3 separate regions of the Homo sapiens genome follow, and all the other regions are linked to region 3. A link is a loop called in an ENCODE intact Hi-C map of the cell type or tissue named here. Cell type or tissue: MCF 10A. All regions are shown on one strand. Each heading gives the region's core, and the rest is flanking DNA. Links, peaks and the distances in the headings are about the cores only. Region 1 overlaps ELL2 (elongation factor for RNA polymerase II 2). Region 2 overlaps LOC101929710 (a long non-coding RNA gene). Region 3 overlaps ELL2 (elongation factor for RNA polymerase II 2).

Region 1 (5,000 bases), core at 1-5,000, 54 kb after region 3:
TGGAAAAGAAGTAGGATTAAGGGGGAGAAGAGGATCAGGAATTCTGTCTTATATAGACTCCATTTGGAAGATGTCTATTAGACATATCCAAGTGGAGATAGATGTCAGTAGATAGTTATATGTAAGGGTGTGGTTGTCAGAGGATAGTTGGGGCTAGAGTTATAAATTTAGGAATTAGCAGCATATATATTGGGTATTGAAAGTCTTCAAACTTAATGAAATCATCTTAGGAGGAAATGAACAGAATGAGGAAAACAGAGCAGAAAACAGGCACTAAGTACTTTAGCATTTCAACATATAGAGGATTGAGAAACAGAGACTTAAAAAACAAAGGTCCTAGGCCAGGCGCCGTGGCTCACCCCTGTAATCCCAGCGCTTTAGGAGGCCGAGGTGGGGGGATCACGAGGTCAGGAATTCGAGACTAGCCTGGCCAACATGGTGAAACACATGGTGAAACTCTGTCTCTACTAAAAATACAAAAATTAGCTGGGCATGGTGACAGGCGCCTATAATCCCAGCTACTCAGGAGGCTGAGGCAGGAGAATTGCCTGTATCTGGGAGGCAGAGGTTGCAGTGAGCTGAGATCATGCCACTGCACTCCAGCCTGGGCGACAGAGCAAGACTCTGTCTCGGAAAAAAAAAAAAAAAAAAAAAAAAAAGGTCCTAAGAGAGGCGGAAACCAGGAGAATGTCCTATTACAAAAACCTAGAAAATGGATTGCTGTGGGGGTGGGGGTGTCAATGTGTGTAGTGCTGGGGGTAAAAGAAAATGGAAGCATTGCCAGTGGGGCGTAGTGGCTCACACCTATAATCCCAGCACTTTAGGAGGCCAAGGGAAGATTGCTTGAGCCCGGGAGTTTGAGACCAGTCTACACAATATGGTGAAACCCCATCTCTACAAAAAATACAAAATACAAAAACTAGCCGGGCATAGTGGTGTCCACCTGTAGTCCCAGCTACTCAGGAGGCTGAGGTGGGAGTACCACCTGAGCCCAAGAAGTCAAGGCTGCAGTGAGCCATGTTCCTGCCACTGGACTCCAGCCTGGGTGACAGAGTGAGACCTTGTCTCAAAAAATGAAAAAGAGTAAGAAGAAAGAAAAAAGAAAATTGATGGATTGTGTTTATTCCACCTCAAGAAATCTGGGTGTATACTATATTAACTTATTTGCAAATTTGAATTTTGCAAATTTGAATTTTAAGATAAACCTATTTTCTCCTTAATAGAAACATTACTGTTAGAATAGTGTTCAGCTAAGTTGTGAGAAGCATAAACTATCATATTTGTTAGTACTTTTAAAAGACACAGAAAGAATGATCTATTCCAGTAGGAAGTCATAAGCAAGAGTAATTTTCTCCTAGCCTTAAAAATTAATTACTTTTGGTTTGGCACGTGAACCTGTATGTTTGTGTAGTTAGTTAATGGCTAAGCCGCGAAACTCTAGGAATTGCAGTTAAGGGATAAGAAAAGATTACACTTCGGAATAAACTGGCTGACTAATAACAGTAATTTGGGGGTTCTCTAGGCATATGTTTTCATTTATTGGTTTGGGGAATTTCAAGGACTTTGAGTAAGTGGTTCTTCAGGAGAACTGGCAGATATAAGGAGCAAGCGTGGTTATCCAAAGAAAGACAGACAAGGTTATCAGAATTGATACTATTTATGAAGACAGTGTTTGGTTGATGACTGAAAGGAAAGTTTGTAACCCAACATTTGGGCACTGTTTGGTTTCTACTTAATACAAGTGATCAAGGATTTTTATTGTGACTCAAAAGTAATGGACTCAATTGCCCAGAAGTAAATAAGGATGTTGGTAATACAGTAGTCCTTATCCGTGGTTTCACTTTCTGGGGTTTCAGTTACCTATGGTCAACCATGATCCAAAAATATTAAAAGGAAAATTTCAGAAGTAAACATTTTGTTAGTTTTAAGTAGCACGCTGTTCTGAGAAACGTGATGAGACCTCACATTGTCCTGCTCTGTCCCGCCCAGGATGTGAATCATCCCTTTGTTTAGCTTTACATTGTAGATGCTACCCACTCATTAGTCACTTGGTAGCCATCTTGGGCCATTATTAAGTGCAGTAAGGGTTACCTGGACACATGCACTGAGATACCACAGCAGTGGATTGGATAACCCTCTGTATGTCCCCCATTAGTCACTAGCCATCTCCGTTTTCAAATCGACTGTTGTAATATCATAGTACTTGTGTTCAAGTAATCCTTATTTTACTTAGTAATGGCCCCAAAGCGCAAGAGTAGTGTTGCCAGCATGTTGGCATAATTGCTCTATTTTATTAGTAGTTATTGTTAATCTCTTACCATGCCTAATTTATAAATTAAACTATCAGGTATGTATGTATAAGAAAAAAACAGTATATATAGGGTTCGTTACCATCGGAGTTTTTAGGCATCGACTGGGGGTGTTTGAGTGTATCCTTTGAAGATAAGGAGGGGACTACTGTACAACTGTTTTGGATTCCTTTGACTAAAATAATTGATTTTTTTAAAATCTTCACTTTTTTCCTAATATGGGCTTATTATCTGATTAGAAATATTAAAAATGCAATGGCCATTCTGGGAAAAAAACATTTAGCTGTGTATATAAAGCTTTAATTCCCAAAATGAAGTTAATGGCATTTATTGAGATCTGGCATATAATACAAAACTAGCAGTCCCTTTGGGGCCAATTGATGTAATTATTTTCAGTGTAAATCCTAAAGGTTGCCTGTTTTAGGTTAGGAGATGATAGTAAAAATACCTAATGCTCTGTTTTTATACCTCATACTAGGTAGCCAATCTGAATTCTAAGGACCTCTCATATACCTTAAAGGATTATGTTTTTAAAGAGCTTCAAAGAGACTGGCCTGGATACAGTGAAATAGACAGACGGTCATTGGAGTCAGTGCTCTCTAGGTGAATTCTTTTTTTCTTGCTTTTAAAAAAATGTTTCTTTAAAAATTATGGAAATAAGTCATTATTTTAGTCATTGTTATTTTAGTGTTAAGGTGGGAAGGGAAGCAAGGCAAGCTTTCTATCATGAACATTTTTAAATCATCTCCTTAACACATAACATGTGTGTCCTTTACAGAAAACTAAATCCGTCTCAGAATGCTGCAGGCACCAGCCGTTCAGAATCTCCTGTATGTTCTAGTAGAGACGCTGTATCTTCTCCTCAGGTATGTCATAAACATAGAATTATAGACCTGACATAGATATTAGGGGCCTCTAATCAGGTCCTCTGATGTATAAGTGAAGGAAATGAGACCCGGAGAAGCTGGACAGCTTGCCTGCCCAAAGCCATCTGGTTATGGCTGAGCTTAGCCTAGAATTTAGGTCTTGGCTTCCAGCCCAGAACTTTCTCCACTACACAGCACTGCTTGTCAGAGTACTTAATGTCTACCTTGCTTTCCATTTTTAAAGTTTACATTTTGTTGTAAGATTATCTACTTTCCAATTTGGTCACTAACTAGAAGACTTACCCAGTCCCAAACAATTATCAGATTATATGGAAAATTGAAGATACTTAATTTTGTCTGTCAACATGTTCCAGAAGAATATTTTTTGGGGAAAATGGATTTACAATCAACAAATAAACAAAAATGATGGCATGTTTCCATGTTTTCTTTTTAATTGGATCCTTATCAGAGTACTCCCAATCAGATTCTTCTCCAGTTTAGAGTTTTCCCCCAAGAGATTCAGCTCATCCAAGAAAAAGGTGAGAAGGTCCTAGGCAGTACTAGAGTGAAGCCTGCCTGATTCTCAGCTGATTGGCCAAACTCAGAACTCTCTCGGTGTTCTGGGTGCTTTTGACAGACAGTGGGACGCACCTCCCCACCCCAGTACTGCTGACACAGTGTCTTCCCTCTCTCTCTCTGGACCTTACTCCCAAGAATTAGTGAGAAGCCCACAGATGTGTGGAGAACACTAAGCATACCCTGGGCAAACAGCCATTCGCACATCAGAAAATATTAGAAACTTATTGTGAGGAACAGAGGGGGAACAAAAAAGAAAAAGGAAAAAAAGCAGGTCTGTCCTTGCATATATACAATGTCTGTGGAAGTCTCACTTTTAATGCCAACTATTATGAAACTACTTCTACTCTGATCAAATTATATACTAGGTGCCAAATAAATGGTGTTAAATTGAAAACAAAATAATGAGTTGATTAACCATTATTTTCTTTCAAGCCAGAATACAAGCTACAGCATTACATTTAAGCATAAATGTGAATTTATATTTTATAGTTTTCAACTATCTAAATTTCCTTTTTAACTTAAATACTATTATTGTTGTTGACAGATTAGGCTACTATTACCATGATTTTTTTTAAAGTACTTCCACCTAATTTTAATGGACCAATTATTAAGACTTATCTTCCAATCTGGTAAAGAGATATGTAACGGTAAAAAAAAAAATTAAATAGCATTTCAACAGTGATAGAGATAATTAGAGAAACTATTCTGAAAGTGCTGGCTGTTCCCACTCTAAGACAGGTGGAATGATAAATGACAGCCAAAATACTCTTAACTGGAGCATTTTAGCCCATTAAAGATTAAAATAAGTGCAGGCTATTGCCCTTTACCTAGCTGTGTTAGTTCTCACAGAGTCAAACGGCACAAATTGCTTTCTCTTCTCATTTAATATAACTAGGTCAACCACAGCCAGCAATGGAGGGTGACTGCCTCTGTTTAATACTCTCCTGAGTGGTATAATCCACATAAATCAGCATAGTCTCTCTTGGAACTTAGGGTAAAGCTGTATGATTAGAAAGAATTCAGTAAGCACTTCAAGAAACATTTGCCAGATTCTGCTTTTTGACATTAAACATGAAAATGTATTTCACATTTGGTTTTGTGTTGTTGTTGTTCTGGTTTAGTTTTTGTTTGGGTTTTTTGTTTGTTTGTTTTTTGCTTAAGCATGAAGAAAGCGTGTAATATTACAACCCTGGTAATATTAATAGTAAGTAAGGTTACTTAGTTGTTTAACCAGCCATGCATGTAT
Region 2 (11,020 bases), core at 3,312-8,311, 160 kb before region 3:
TTTTAGTAACAGATTATGCAAACCCTCCAGCTTATATCTCCAGGGTACAAGCTGGTGATATGAGCCCCAGACCTTCCAAACAAGCAGCTGCTGCTCTGATCTAGTCAATTTTGCCACTTAGGAATGCACATCTAGAGATCCCAGGTCTTCCCATTTTTTAAAAGAAGCTGGGATTCCAGATTTTTTTAATGTGAAACCTCTAGATTTTAAATGCTGGAAACTTTGGGGTTTGGGTTGTTTTTGTTTTTACTTCTGTTTTAATTTTTGAACACCATGCTGAAAACTTTTAAAAATTTTTTTCAACTCTATATAGGTCAAATAAAACACCTAAGTGTGACCTCTCTGGTCTCCATTCCAAATACCTTCAAGGTGTGATCAGACCTCAATAGAGATCCCTTGACTTCTTTTGTCTATTTCCAATAATAACAACACAATCCTTTTTTCCCCTCATGGGAACCAGATTAAGTCTATGGCAAAGACATGTGATTCTCTGATAATTCCCATTATAGTCCAACTGCAAGCACAAAATGATGCATGCATTTAGAGCAATTTAAAAACGACATTTTCCAATGAAGATACGGAAGTACCCTGGCTTGCTGCTCTCTGTATAATGTCCAGTACCACAAAGGGAGTGTGGTGAAACTAGTTAGGGTGAGACTGCCCTGCTGATTGGAGTAGCCCATGAGAAACACATGAACTTAGCTAAAAGAGTCACTTAAGCAATGAAGTAACTGACGCTAAGAAAAAAAAAAAAAGTATGCTGAAACAGTACCTCAGGGGAAAAAGCCACAATTAGAAAGAAGGCTCTTGTTAATTTCCCCAGCCCCAACCTTCTTCCTCAGCCCACCTTCCTAGTTCTTTTAGATGGATTGGCTTCTTTAAGTCAACTGAGCACCATGAACACCAGTCCACGAACACAATGGACCAAAAAAAAAAAAAAAAGCAAATTTCCAAATGCAGTTGAGAAGAAATTTTTATGGAATGTGCTCAGAGAATTGGTTAGTCAGTAGACATTTATGTAAATATTTTTAAGGTATTTATAAGTGACCTAATCCAGACAACAAGGCTTCCTTTTGCATTTTTTGCTCAGCACAGTGGAAGCTTTATTCACAAACTCTACGTGAAAGAAACATATTTTTCCATCCCATGGCTAAGTATCTGTAGAATCATTTCCTTTCTACAATGCAAACTTGGCCCATGGCTTATCCACTTACTCAGGTGAATGGCAAACCACAATTGGGAGAGGGAACAATGGGGCACTGCCCTGAGAAAGTGCTTTTTGCCTACTCAAAGCATTCACAAACATTAACCAATTAACTGGTAGGTGAAGTTGGCCTTAAAAAAAAAAAGAGAGAGAAAACTACAGCTGAAGAGATTTCAAAGCTTTCTCTACAAAGGGATTCAGTGTCTAAGTCTGAATTGGAACTTGGACCTTCCAAACATTAGCAGTTCAGAGATTCAACTCATGTAAACATTTGAAAGGTCAGCTGTTCATCAAATACTTTTCCAACTACAGCAAACGTATCCTTATTAAGTTTCTTTTGCAAAAGTTCCAAGGTGCTGAACACTCATCCATTGCCACCAATAATTAACAATTCCAAACAACCTAAAGACAGAGAACTTTTTGTAGGCATTTTGAAATTTCAGACTATCTTAGAAACAGGGGATGTGGAAGTGGTAACGGGCAAAAGGCATGCTAGGAAAAAGAACATCAGGCTGAATTTTTTTCCCAAGATTGGTTCTTCCCTTTTTCAAACAGATTTGCAGAAATAAGAAAATAGTTTGTCCTTTTCAAATAAAGAGTTGGTGCTTCCTGGAAATGGGCAGAGAAGTAAAAACTAAGCAAAACAATATCGTTTGGTCTAATATTTAAGACTTAACAAAACTTGGAGGCATAAATGGGCACTACAGTCATTCCTTATTCTATCCAGTTAACTTTGCTTCAAACATATCTGCCCAGAGTTTAATGACTTTAAAAAATTACCTGAAGTTCATATCTACCATAAGTTATTTCCCACACGTTCTTTCTGCACATCTGACACGCGGAAAAAATCACAAGCCTAATTTAAACAATACCATTTATTGTCGAACTTGAGAACTGAACAGCTACCAGCTTTAAAAGGTTTCCCTGAGTCTCACACACACACACTATTTTATACTAGTTTCTACACGGACATGGTTAACGTGACAGGGTTATGTGATGAGCTATGTGGTACATCACCAAGAAGAGAGGACTCTTGTGAAAGCAGGGTTTAAATCTCTATGTCGGATTCAAAATTAATTTGAAATAAATGGTAGACCTAAATATAAGAAACTATTAAACTTCTAGAATAAAATCTCTGTGACATTGGGTTAGGCAAAAATTTCTTAAGCAAGACACAATTAGCACAATAAAGAAAAAAAAATAGGTAAAATGAAGTTAATCAAAATTTAACATTTTTGCTCTCTAAAGACACAAGTAAGGAAATGAAGCCATTGGAAAGCAGCAGCCAGGGCTGCTCACCTCCAAGGCGGAGATCCTTAACAAAGGCTTCAGGGTGACCAAGACATGAGCAAGCCAGGGTACAGCCACTACTGCCACCCCGCCAAGCATACAAAGTTCAAGTTGCCATGTGGAAAGTAGTCAAGAAGGAATGAGCCTTCTATGCATAATAAAACCCCATAATTTAAAAATAAAATAAAAATGCAAGCCACAAACTCTGAGAAAATATTTGCAAACCATATATTTGACAAAGAGCTTGAATCCAGAATACTTTTAAAAATACATACAACTCAGTAGAAAGAAGATACACTACCCAATTTTTTAAAAAAGTAAGCTAAAGATTTGCACAATGGCATGCAAATGAACAATATGCAAATGATGATATGCAAATAAACAATAAGCCTAAGAAAGATGCTCAATGTCATTACTCATCAAGAAAATGTACATTAAAACTACAACAAGAACGACCAGTAAACATCTACTAGAATAGCTAAAGTTAAAAAGACTGACAATATCATATGTTGCCAAGGATAAGAACAACCAGACTCTAATATATTGCTGGGGAGTACAACACAGTATAGCCACTCTGGGAAACAGTATGGCAGACCCAGCAAACCCACTTCTAGGTATTTACCCAAGAGAAATGAAAACATATTTCCACACAAAGAATTTTACATGAATACTCATAGCAGCATTATTGATAATTGCCAAATACTGGAAATAACCCAGATGTCCATCAACTGGTGAGTGGGTAAACAAATCAGAGTATATCTATGACATGAAATACTACTTATCAATAAGAAAGAAAAAACTACTGATCAAAACAATAATACAGATGGATCTCAAAAGCTTTATATTAAGCAAAACAATCCAGACTAAGAAGACTATCATATTGTATGATTCCATGTATATGACAATCTGGAAAAGGTAAAACTAGAGTGACAGAAAGCAAATCAATGGTTACCTGGAGCCAGAGGTCAGGAGAACGGATAAAATGCAAAGGGGCACAAAGGCTACTTTCTAGAATAATATAATTTATCTATATCTTGATTATGGTAAAAGTTATAATAGCTATCTACAATTACCAAAATTCATTAAACTGTATACTTCAAAGAGAAATTTATTTTATGTAAATCATACCTCAATAAAGCTAAAAAAAAAAAAAAAGAAAGAAATGACCATGTCAGGAAGTCTTCATTTCCTCCTGTTGTTCTACAAAATCTTGCTCTTTGAAATAGTCTGGGTACTTCACAATTTCGTAACAGATTCGAGGTGTCCTTTCAGAATGAACCCATTAAACATTGTACATCTGTGATATGTTTTGATATTGTTTTAGGTCAATAAGACACACCAGAAAACTGTAACAATGATTTGACTTTCTCCTTAGTCACCTTCAGAACACCATTTCTTAAAGCAGGAAGACCACATCTAAAGCTGGTATACTCACAGTGTAATGCAATTCAACAAGCCTTTATTGAGTGAGTGTCTGCTGCCTTGAACTCTGGAACCAGACTGCTATTAAATTGATTCTAATTACAGGTCTACCACTGAATAGTATCACCTTGGACAAGTTACTTATCTGTGCTTCAGCTTCCCCATCTATAAAATGGAGGTAACAGCCATGCCTACCTAATAGGGTTGTTCTGAGGAATCAATGAGTTAATTCATTAAAAGTGCTTAGAACAGGGCCTAGCCCATAAACAATCACCTTGCCTTTATCATTAGGTGTGTGGTGCTAACACTATACAGACAGATAAGACAGGGTTTGTTTTTATTGTTTGTTTTGATGAGCTCACAGTTCAGCAGAAAGAAAGAGAACGAATAACAACATATCACAAGGGACACAGAGAGAAATGTTTAAGTACTGTTGAGAGCACAGATGTGTGAGCAACTTCATAGTGGTAGTGGGGAGCTTGTCAAGGACTTACAAAGAGCAACTAAGTTTTGGAGGAAAAACGGGAGTTCTTCAGACAAGAAAGAATGCAAGCAATAGTTATGATCATGTACTAAATATCTGTTAAATGCTATACACTCTGCTATCTATATATTTTACATGGGCCATTTCTCTTGTAATTGTTGCGATAACCCCATGAGACAGATACTACAGAACCCATTTTACATATGAGCAAACTGAGTGTAACACATTGTGAGTCACTTGCTTGAGGTCACACCACTAGTACATACCTTAAACAAGAATCCAAACTGACTCAGAAACTTGAGCAGAGAAAACAGCATTGCAAAGCATGTGGCTAGTTTTGGGAAACTGGAGAGCTCAATGTGATTAGAACACAGATCAGTCTAGAAAGATGAGGTCTTAGGGGCCCTGCAACCAGTAACTATATCTTAGACAGGCAACTCCATTACGCTTCTCCCAGGCAGAAAGCCTCTTATGGCCTGCTGCTTCAGTGGGTATTATTTAGTAAGCATAGTCTTCCTTCATTAAATCATGAAATCAGCAGTAGAGGTTTCTTAACATGTGGTTCAATGATCATATGTGTCAGAAGCCCTGGAAAATTTGTTAGAAATACAGATTTTCAAGGTACCACACAAGTCTATAGAATCAGAACCTCTTTGACCCGTAAACACTCCTTTTTAGTAACCTTTTCACGAGTTTCCTATATTCACCAAAGTTTGAGAGCCTCAGTGGTGGCAGATTTACTCAGAACTCTTCCTCTCTGGGCTCCAAGAGCTGAGCTCTCAAACTTCAATGTACATACAAATCCCCTGGGAATCCTTTTAAGAATCAGATTCTGATTCAGTGGGTTGGAGGGATAAGAGGACTGAATTCTGCCAGGTGTTGTAGACATTGCTGGTCCACAGACCACTCTAGGGGTCACAGGGTTGTAGAATATCCCACCCAGATTTCTTCTCTGCTTCTACTATCTCTCCTGCTCTTGTTTGTCTCCAGAATACTTTTCCTTGCCCAGGTTTAGTGCACCTTAAAACAACCTTCTATTTACTTACTGCCTAAAAATGTTTTACCTTTGCTGAGAGAAGATGATCAAACTGTTTTTATTTTCATACACTTATTGTTGAAAAATGGTACTTTAAAAAACATGTTTCTTGGCTCTCTGAAATTCTAGAAGAGCCTAAGAGGTCAGGCTAGTAGTATAAAAAATAGAGGGACTGATGATGACAAAAGTGTGAAAAATGAACTTTCTTTTGTGATATAATGCACATAGTCATCTGGATCAATTAACATTTTCTTCAACACACTCTTTTAAATAACATAACGAAACTAACAGCCCTGCCATCTCTGGAGTCATCAAGGATTGACTAAGGAGGAGTCTTAGTCAGAATAAATCTCCTTATTTAGAACTTAAAAACCTGAGCTCTCTGGTCTCCTGTGCAGACATGCTCTGGAAGCCTCTCCTTACTGGCACTCCTGCAAGGAAAGAGCTGTGTACAACCAGCTGCCAAGGCTTCAGCTCCCTGGCACCAGGCAATGGCAAAAGCCACTCCAGCTGAAAGGCGTCTTTTGCCCTCTGGGTGAGAATGGCTGCTTTAGAAAATGGCCTTAAGTTCCTAATGGCACTAAGTTCCTAAAACTTTCTTTTTTCTCTGAGCTATCATATTTTCAAAGCATTAATCCTTGCAAAGGTGCAAGACTCCCACTTTATATTTTGCAGTGCATTTCCTAATGTGTGTCTACTAACCTGGACTCATTCCTGGCTTTGCAATTCAGTTACTTTATCTTGTGGTTCAAACACTTCTGTTTGTTGTTCCCACTTAATTCAGATAAATTAAATAGGCACTTTCAGGAAGGGGTTGGATTACCCACTCTCTATAAAATAGACAGGCCTGCATGCCAAGGATTACCTAGAGACAATTTATTTGATTTGGTGCATTTTAGGTGAAGGACATAATTTGGTCTCAAATTCCACATCTTTGCCCTGAAGTCTTAGTTCTAAGACTAAAAGAAACCACCAATCCAATTTCTAGCCTGCTGTTAAGAAGCATGCTGTCAATGTAGAGATAAATCAATACTTTGAAACAAAACTTAAGACTTTCTTTGGTACTTAATAAGCCCTTCTAGATGGGATCAACCATCTATGGGAGAAACCAAGGAGGATTCTAAACAAATTTGGGAAATACAGATGGTCCCTGACATAATTTTTTAACTTGACTATGGTGCACAAGTGATGTGCATTCAATAGAAAGAGATATGATATTATCTCTCTCCATCTCCCGCCATGCTGGACAGCAGCAATGAACCACAGTTCCCAGTCAGCCGCATGATCATGAGGGTAAACAACCTACACTCTACATTGTACTATGTTGTCACATGATTTTGTCCAGTTGTTGGCTAACATAAATGTTCTGAGCACATTTCAGCTCATCATAGCTAGGCTAAGCTATGCTATTTGGTAGCTGAGGTGTATTAAATGCATTTTCCATTTATACAATATTTTCAACTTAACAATGGGTTTATCAGGATGTAACCCATTTGTAAGTGAAGGAACATCTCTAAATATAGTTCAATTTTCTCTCGTTTCTGCTTCCCTCTTCATGACTTACCCCAGTTATTCATTTAATATTTTTTCTTTAATAGCAACTATGTATTATACACAGTTAGGATATATATATGTAACTTTAAATAAGTCAAATACAGTCCCTGCTCTCACAAAATTTATCCTCCTAGTGGAGGATATGGGAGTAAGCAATCACAATATAATAGGTTCCATTTTTTATTTACAGTAATTGCCAACCAATCTTTGCCATGATTTGATGTTTACTTTCACTCAGTAGGTTCCAGTTTACAAGGCTGGTTATTACTTCCCAGGCAGGATCACTATGCCTGCAATTTGTATAGCTGCTAGGGGACAAAATGGAGTCCTGAATTAGGTAATATATTCCCACTGGCTTTCCCCAGACACACCTCTCAGAATATTAATAATTGAGAATATATTAACATATTATTATTGATTGAATATTAATAATTGAGAATTGGTAATTTAGAATATAATTATTAATAACTGAGAATATATTAATAATTGAGTCCATTTTTCTTATTGTATAAAAGAAGCTTTTATTAAACTAATAATATAAATAGAAAACTACTCATTAACATTTCTAATTATAAAAAACTATATAAAATATATATAGTTTTAAAACTACATAAAATAAAGTTTAAAAAAATGCACAGCTGGGTACAGTGGCTCATGCTTGTAACCCCAGCATTTTGGGAGGCCAAAGTGGAAGGACTGCTTGAGGTCAGGAGTTTGAGACCAACCTGGGAAACATAGCAAGACAAATTTATTTACTTACAAAAATAAATAAATAAAGCAAATCCATACAAATAAATTGGTGCCCTCCAACATATAACCTTGACTCCCATCAGTACTTGCTGAATGTAGCTTTGCTTCTTAGGTACTGTGATGTTGTGATATAATAATAAATAAATATTTGGTCTTTGTCCCCAGTTCCTGGCACAAAGCTTCTAAAACACTAGCAACTTCCTGAGTAATAGAAGTGAAAGCAGCATCTTTCATTGTTCATAATAAGCCACTTCCAACCACACCTGAGTTTATGCTAATGAGGTGAGTCTTGAAGGATGGAGGCTGGTTACCAGAGGAACCAACTGTGTGTTTAGAGGATTGAAACCTTCAGCCCCATCTGGGGAGGGAAGAGGAGCTGGAGATTGAGCTAATCACCAAAGGCCAATGATTTAATCAATCATGCCTACATAATAGAGCCTTCATAAAACCCCTAAGCAAAGGTATTGGGAAAGTGTCCAGGTTGGTGAATGTGTCCACTTGCCAGGAAGGTGATGCATCCAAAATTCCACGGATACAGAAGTTCCTGTACCTAGGACCATTGGCTGGACTTTGTCCTATGAACCTATTCATCTGACTGTCATACTGTTCATTTGTATCCTTTAGAATATCCTTTATAATAAACCAGTAATACGAAGTGTTCCTCTGAGTTCTGTGAGTGGTTATAGCAAATTATCAGACTTGAGGAGGGGTCCACGTAGCCAGGTCAGAAGTATAGGTAACCTGGGGACTCACTACTTGTGATTGGCATCAGAAGTGGGGAGCAGTCTTGTGGGACTGAACCCTTAACCTGTAGGGTCTGCACTCACCTTGGGTGTCAGAATTAAATTGAATTGTTGATCCCCAGTTGGTCTCTGAAGAGAACTCGAGAATTTCTTGGTCTAGAAAATCCATATACTTGGTGTCAGAAATGTTGTGAGCAGAGAAACTGTTTCCCATTAGGCCCAAACAAAATTTCTCCCTGACTTGATTTTTTAGAATTGAAAACATTTAGCTATACTCATCTGATTGTGCTCTGGAGCTGCTAAGTGAAAGCTGACCTCTTTGACCTGCTTACTGAGATTAGACATCTCCAAGTTTGTAACCATCTCCTTCCCTAATCACCTAGGCAGGCCTCATTTTCCCCATTCTGTAATTGTATGGTTAATTTTACTAACCTTCCCACCTGGAGAATGCTCCTTCCTCACAGTTGCCCTCTCTTTCCTGATTCCTTGTACCTCAGCCAGAGTAAAAAGAACAGGAGACTGAAGTTATATAAATGTGAGGAAATCATCCAGTGATAATCTCTTCAAAGCAGTAAAAACTATGACCCTTGACAACCCCTCCAGCTAATTCACTCTGAGCCTTTTTCTGAATGGCCCATTTGTTTGAGAGGTAATTTATATATAATGGTAAGATTACTGTAACCATGATTTGTATATTCAGATCTTACTTTATCAGAGGATTATCTTTATTGATTGATTTTGAAACTATATTTCTTCTCAGAAGAAATTGAGATAACTTGAACAAAAAGCCACACATACAATTAAACTGTAAGATCAAGAAAAGCACACGGGTAAATAAAACAAGAGAAAAAACCTGATGATAAAACTTCCCAGAACCAGCCACCCCCACTGTAATTTGTGGAAATCTATCCTGATAAACCATCTGCAATCTTGAACAGTATTTATTTGGTGTTGTATGTCACCCCATTCTCTAATGTATGGAGAGTTTTTGGGAACTGGAGATGTATCTTAGTCAACTTTTTTATTCTAGGGGCCTTGGCAAAGTGCTAGACACAGACTGGATTTTCAATAACAGTTTCTTGCATTCACTCCGAATTTCTAAATTTCCACTCGATTTCTTCTAAAAGCGGTGCTTTATTTTTTTTCTTTTTTTTTTATCATTTTTACATGTACTTTAAATATACTAAAATAGAACCATTTTGAAACACAGTTTTATGTGGTTTCTTTCCTATGATATTAAGACGTTAGTTTATAAAGAATTAAGATGTGGTATCTTCCCCAAATAATTTGTATTTTTAAAGCCCAGGGAAAACTACTCTACCGCTTCTGCATCCTCTTTCAATTTGCTGCCCCCTCATCAAATAAATCCTCCACCCACCAGACAACTTTGCCACACAGGTGTGCAGAAGATACAATCTTCAAGCCAGAACACTTCCTTCCCACCTCTCTTGACTCTTCACAGATGGGAACATCACCCCCACTCCTGCTCAGAAATATTAGCAAGTGAAGATCCAACATTTTGAATCCAAAAGATTGCCAAACACTCTTAGAGGACAACTGATCACTGCCAAAAAGCATTTGTAAATTCCACAACAAACAATTTATCTTCGAGTCTCAAAGCCTCATCAACATTTTCTAGTAAGATTCCAGATTACAAAGAAAAAATTGTAATGGCTTTCATTACACAATTTGGTTTTGGAAAATGTAAAATTTATATCAAGGTAAAACTGATTACATTTATTCTTTATTATAATTATTTCCTAATGCAAATATCACTAATAACATCTGTGTTTTTGCCAAGCATGTTTAAAAATGTTATAATTCTGATAGAAAGCATGTTGGGAGGAGCCAAGATGGCCAAATAGGAACAGCTCTGGTCTACAGCTCCCAGTGTGAGCGACACAGAAGACGGGTGATTTCTGCATTTCCATCTGAGGTACCGGGTTCATCTCAATAGGGAGTGCCAGACAGTGGGCGCAGGTCAGTGGGTGCACGCACCGTGCGCAAGCCGAAGCAGGGCGAGGCATTGCCTCACTCAGAAAGCGCAAGGGGTCAGGGAGTTCCCTTTCCTAGTCAAAGAAAGGGGTGACAGACGGCACCTGGAAAATCGGGTCACTCCCACCCAAATACTGCGCTTTTCCGATGGGCTTAAAAAACGGTGCACCAGGAGATTATATCCCGCACATGGCTTGGAGGGTCCTATGCCCACGGAGTCTCGCTGATTGCTAGCACAGGAGTCTGAGATCCAACTGCAAGGTGGCAGCAAGGCTGGGGGAGGGGCGCCTGCCATTGCCCAGGCTTGCTTAGGTAAACAAAGCAGCCGGCAAGCTCCAACTGGGTGGAGCCCACCACAGCTCAAGGAGGCCTGCCTGCCTCTGTAGGCTCCACCTCTGGGGGCAGGGCACAGACAAACAAAAAGACAGCAGTAACCTCTGCAGACTTAAATGTCCCTGTCTGACAGCTTTGAAGAGAGCAGTGGTTCTCCCAGAATGCAGCTGGAGATCTGAGAACAGGCACACTGCCTCCTCAAGTGGGTC
Region 3 (5,000 bases), core at 1-5,000:
TTATTAGAAATAGGGCTCATGACTTTAAATTGAAGCTGCTGTTTGGGAACATGTTCACATGGATTGGCTAATTGGGAAGAGGTTTCTAGTGGTCAAACCTGTTCTCTCTGGGGGGAAAATGGTTTTAATTTCTCATATAAAACTGTCCGCCACCATTCCTGTACTCATATAGGAGGGTACTTGATGGCAGGTAGCCTCTAAGCAGCTCTGGCCTATGTAAAGTGATGACTATTACTCCTTCTCTTCTAATGACTAAGAGCCAGAAATTTCAACAGGTTAATTTGCTAAATTAAGCATCAGAGAATTCTTTTTTTGTCCAAATTATTTTGTCTATTGGAGTTACCCTTCTAAATTAACCCACTTTGACGTAAGGCTTCAGAGAAGTGAATTTAAAAATTTTAGGAAGCTATGATTTAGGCAGAACAGAGAACTTCTTTAGATGTAATTGAGCAAATTTACAGCGTTCTAAGGGTTTGTGGAAACAGAATATTTGATGAAAATTTTGAAATCTTGTTTTTTTTCAAATTACAATTCCTCACTGTTTCAAAAGACACATAATCCTACTTGACCTTCATTATTCAGGTTCCCTATTTTTAGAGAAGTGATCTTGGGAGCCTTTCTAAACAGGCAGAGGGGCATTGTGAGTCCAGCAATGAGAGTTATAGTTGGAGTAAATATCTTGTAAAAGTTGTTTTGCTACTCACTTTGAATACAGAAATGGTTTCAAGTTGATTGTGTATCATGTTAACTGGAAAGTTATTTTCATGATTGGCAGAAAAATTTAGACATGATAATACAGATATCTACAATATTAACCTTTTAAAATGTAGATTATTTTGAATGAGGAGAAAAGTTGCTAAATAAATAAAATCACAAATTACAACTTTATAGTCATTTTAAATTGTTATCTGTGATTGTGTGGTCTACATAAGCTCTACATATTTTAAATGAGCATATATTACTGTAATTACATATTTCCCCCAAATGGAAAACTATATTTAAAATTAAAATCCAACATTTAAAAATACATTTTAGCTAGGTTCCTCAGTAATGCTGCTGGCTTTATTTTGATGTTTGAGTAACTTACTTTTATAACAAAAACTATATCAAAGCATTATTTTCAGATTTTGTTGCTGAGCCTGTCAGTTTAGTTTTTAAAAAATGTTTACTCAAAGTTTCAAAGGTGGTGGCTCAAATAATACTACCATGTTTGCTGACTATTACATAAACAGTCTTGCATAGTTGTGTTTGGGGGCAGGGGCTACTCCTGCTCTATCCCTGAAGATCAGAAAGCAGATGCCTTTAAGTGGGATTCTGCTAACACTTTCTCTTGTCAACTCCATTGGATTGAAATACATTTTTCTGCCTTTGTTAGTGTCTTCTAGGAAAGTGATAATGTTTTTAAAATTTGTACATATATATTGCCATTTAATTTTTCATAATTTTAGATGCTATTTACAAAGCATAAGTTCTTATTTAAGCCTCCAAAATTATTGTCCTTCATAGTAGCTCCCTTCAATGTGTTACTTGACCTTTTGTTAAATCACTGAGTCCATAGGTCAGAGGGTAAGTGACTTCCTTGCCTTATCCTTTTTTTCTACCAGGTGAACTTTTTAGCATTTGATTCATTATAGTTTAAGACACAGAAAAGACTCATACTCTGCTTTTTTCTCTTTCTTTTTTTGCCTGCCCATATTTTGTATGTGTTTTCAATAATCTGCCTTATAAATGCAGAAGACTGTTCTTAAGCCACCACTTGAGCATCCAGACCTGCCAGCACAGCACTGCCACCACTGTTGGACATGTTTATTAAGTAAAACAGTGAGGTTTGCTTTAGCAGATTCTATTTGCTCCACTTTTAAAATGTAGCCAAGTTTAATTTAAATAAATTAATCCTACTGACTTTTAACTTAGACCCATTTTCAGTCTGTGCTTGATTTTAAAATGCTTTTTATCAAGTAAAGTCAAGTTTGTGCCCCATCCTTCAGTGTTTGGAAAGTTTATTCAGATGCCCAGTTGCTCAATGCAACGGAGGGTGTTCCTCCCTGAGAAAAGTAGTAGCCAGATTGCCTAAAAAGATAGACAGGGAAGCTTGGCACCAGAATTGGGAAGAGAAAGAAAGAACATATGTGAAGGATTGGAACATGTTCAAGAAAAGAATTTAAAAGGAAAGGGGCGTAGAATTCTTGGAATGACTTACAGAAAAGCTTACCAAGGACAATCACCAGATTCAGCCTTTCCATTTGCTCCATTTGCACTTGTGAAAAATTACAGAAGCTGTGTTCATAAGGCTTATTAGGTAATTGGTGATAAAGCCAGCAGAGAGAGGAAAATGAGAATTTCAGCTGAACTAAGGCTAGGTCACTTTTAACAATTTGTGATGACCCTTTTCTCTGCAACAGAGAAGCTTAGGAGCCCGGCACTAGATCCAGCCCACCATTTGCTAGATTGGGCCAAATGTATTTTAGATTGTTTGAGAAAATGTCCCTAAAATGTGATATTATGGACATTCCTACACTGAAGATGAACTAAGTCTTACAATAAAGAAAACAACATGTATATAACCCAACATCTGACTGTCCTGCATACCTCAGCTCCATACAGAATTTCCTATAACTTATGCACAAATTTACCGCAGTTCTGGAGTAGAATATAATAAATTAATGTCCATGTCTTTAGAGCAAATTAAAGCTGGAAAACACAGCATAACTCGGGTCAGGTTACCAGCGAGGATTGCTATCTCTGTCTTTTTTTATCTCCTTCCTTCTTTCCTTCCTTCCTATTTTTTTCTGTGGCAGTACTATGGCTCTTGAGAGCCAATGTTAAATCTTCAGGAAGAACTGGTTTAAGAGTTGCCACTAATACTTTGCCAGCAAAGACCAAAACTGGCATTTGCATGGTTTAATTCAGGATATAAGAAAAGGGAATTTTATTAATTAAGCTATAAGCTCCTTGAAGATTCATGAATAAAATTATCACCTTGAATTGACCTCTACAGAAAGGGCATTTGGCTGCTGGTTTCATAGTAACTAGATTGTTAAACAAATGGCATGAGTTTCTTTCCTTCACAGGGATCCTATATGTTATTGGTCTAAAATCCTTGGGTCTTAAAGGATTTTAGCAAGATTTTAGCAGACAGAAACTGGATGGGGACCACATCTCCAGCAGAAACAATGGCATAGGTAAGCAAAGAAGAGTGGTAGCTAGGGCAAGCTCCAAGAATTGCCATAAAGACCCTGTTCTGCTTAACATGAAGGGCAAGAGAAAAATGTAGTTGAGTTTAAGAGAGAAAAAGTAGGTCAGAGCAGATTCATTACCTTACTAAGAAGTTTGGATTTTATTCTGTAAACAGAGTAGAAATATAAGGTAATTTGATCTACGTTTTAGGATTATTCTGGCCCTGGTGTGCAGGATGACTATAATGTGAATCTGGAAGGAGATAGACAAGTTAGGAAGAAGTTTGTGGTCCAGGCCAGAGATAACTGGAGTCCACCCTAGGGTGTTGGTGGGAGAGGTAGGAGATGAATAGAGTCTATAGAATTTAACAAGATATTGGCCGGGCGCAGTGGCTCATGCCTGTAATCCCAGCACTTTGGGAGGCCTAGGCGGGCGCATCACGAGGTCAGGAAATCGAGACCATCCTGGCTAACACGGTGAAACCCTGTCTCTACTAAAATACAAAAAAAAAAAAAAAAAAGAAAAAAAAAAAAGAAAAGAAAATTAGCCAGGCGTGGTGGCAGGCGCCTGTAGTCCCAGCTACTCAGGAGGCTGAGGCAGGAGAATGGTGTGAACCCGGGAGGCAGAGCTTGCAGTGAGCCAACATCGCACCACTGCACTCCAGCCTGGGCGACAGAGCAAGACTCTGTCTTAAAAAAAAAAAAAAAAAAAAAGAATAATTTAACAAGATATTTTAAAGAAGCAGGATTGAATTGAGATTTCTAGCCATTGGCACTAGGAGGAGTACCCCTAATAGAAAAAGGGAAATTGGAAGCAGTTGGGAGAGTGGAGTTGGGGGTAGGAGAGATAAAGATGTGAGTGATATTTTGGTGAACATTCACTCAGTCTTTTAGTTGATAATGAAAAGACTTGGGTTTGATTAGATGTTTTATATTTGTGAAGTATATTCAGGAGTTTGAGGCAGACAGATATATAAAACAGTGCTGTATTACTTAACATGTCTTATATAAACTGTTTTATTTGGATGGAAATTTTGGAGATTGTTGACGTTTTGAGGAAAGTTGAAATTCTTTGGGAAAAAAATTTGGTTTTGAGCAGGGCATTTTAAATTTTGTTTGTATTTTTATAGACTTTCTTTATTGAATAACGTCTATAAATTGTACTTAAGGCCATCATAAAGCACTGATAATATGAAATCTAATTTTATTTTAACATGGAAATCAGACCTTCTGTGGTTTCTGTCCTATTGATTAATGAAACGTAAGTAACTCTATATAACGTTCCTGGATTTACATTTCAAGTTTTATTTTGAAATAGTGTAATTCCTAAAGTCCTTGAAGGAGTGCTTTCAATTACCTCACATTACCTCTATTTCTGTTTTGGTGTTTTGATTCCTTTATTTCTTTTTTATTGGCAGTTCCTTATGAAAAACAAAAGAATCATGAGTGCATAAAACTTTTGCTATACATACACATTGTAATGGACTATTATGAGCGCTTGTTTCTTGATCCAGGGAGATAACCTAGTCTGGAAGACTTTTTCACTCAACTGTGAGCTTATTCAAGGGTGTAGCCAGGCTTGAACTTTCTTATAAGATTCACAGAGATACTTTAAGACTTAAATATGCTTAGCTAGAAACAAGTATTAGCATATTTTAAGATAACATTTAATATCATTGCTTTTGGCTCCATTATTAGAAACCATGATACCTCAAGAGCCAGAAAAAGTGTCCATGTAATAAAAAGTCAGCTGAGTATCTTAAGATGTTTTTTCTTTAATAAAAAGTTAAGAGGTAGAGTTAAACTACCAAATATTCGTTTGTT

Evidence for each region. Peaks named below come from ENCODE experiments on the same cell type or tissue, not always from the same donor. Only the 100,000 strongest peaks of a DNase experiment are listed, where the experiment ranks them.
Region 1: a loop joins it to region 3, with 2.1 times the contacts of the local background. A loop is called at or near these places in 36 of 110 quality-filtered maps.
Region 2: it touches region 3 in a loop (13-fold over the local background); 8 of 110 quality-filtered maps call a loop at or near these places.

The regions. Positions count from the first base shown.
Region 1 is chr5:95,898,868-95,903,867 of GRCh38, reverse strand. It overlaps ELL2 (elongation factor for RNA polymerase II 2), which reads left to right. Exons shown (of 12, transcript NM_012081.6): 6 at 2,788-2,912; 7 at 3,088-3,175. Among named protein-coding and RNA genes, the nearest start is that of LINC01554, 49 kb to the right of the region's middle. In MCF 10A, for the core only: no CTCF peak of the experiment used is centred there; a DNase peak (open chromatin) is centred at 2,007.
Region 2 is chr5:96,108,553-96,119,572 of GRCh38, reverse strand. All of the region lies in intron 1 of LOC101929710 (a long non-coding RNA gene), which reads right to left. It also overlaps a transcript of CAST not described here. Among named protein-coding and RNA genes, the nearest start is that of MIR583, 35 kb to the right of the region's middle. In MCF 10A, for the core only: no CTCF peak of the experiment used is centred there; a DNase peak (open chromatin) is centred at 5,842.
Region 3 is chr5:95,953,294-95,958,293 of GRCh38, reverse strand. The region is part of intron 1 of ELL2 (elongation factor for RNA polymerase II 2); the gene reads left to right. Among named protein-coding and RNA genes, the nearest start is that of ELL2, 6.1 kb to the left of the region's middle. In MCF 10A, for the core only: no CTCF peak of the experiment used is centred there; a DNase peak (open chromatin) is centred at 2,063.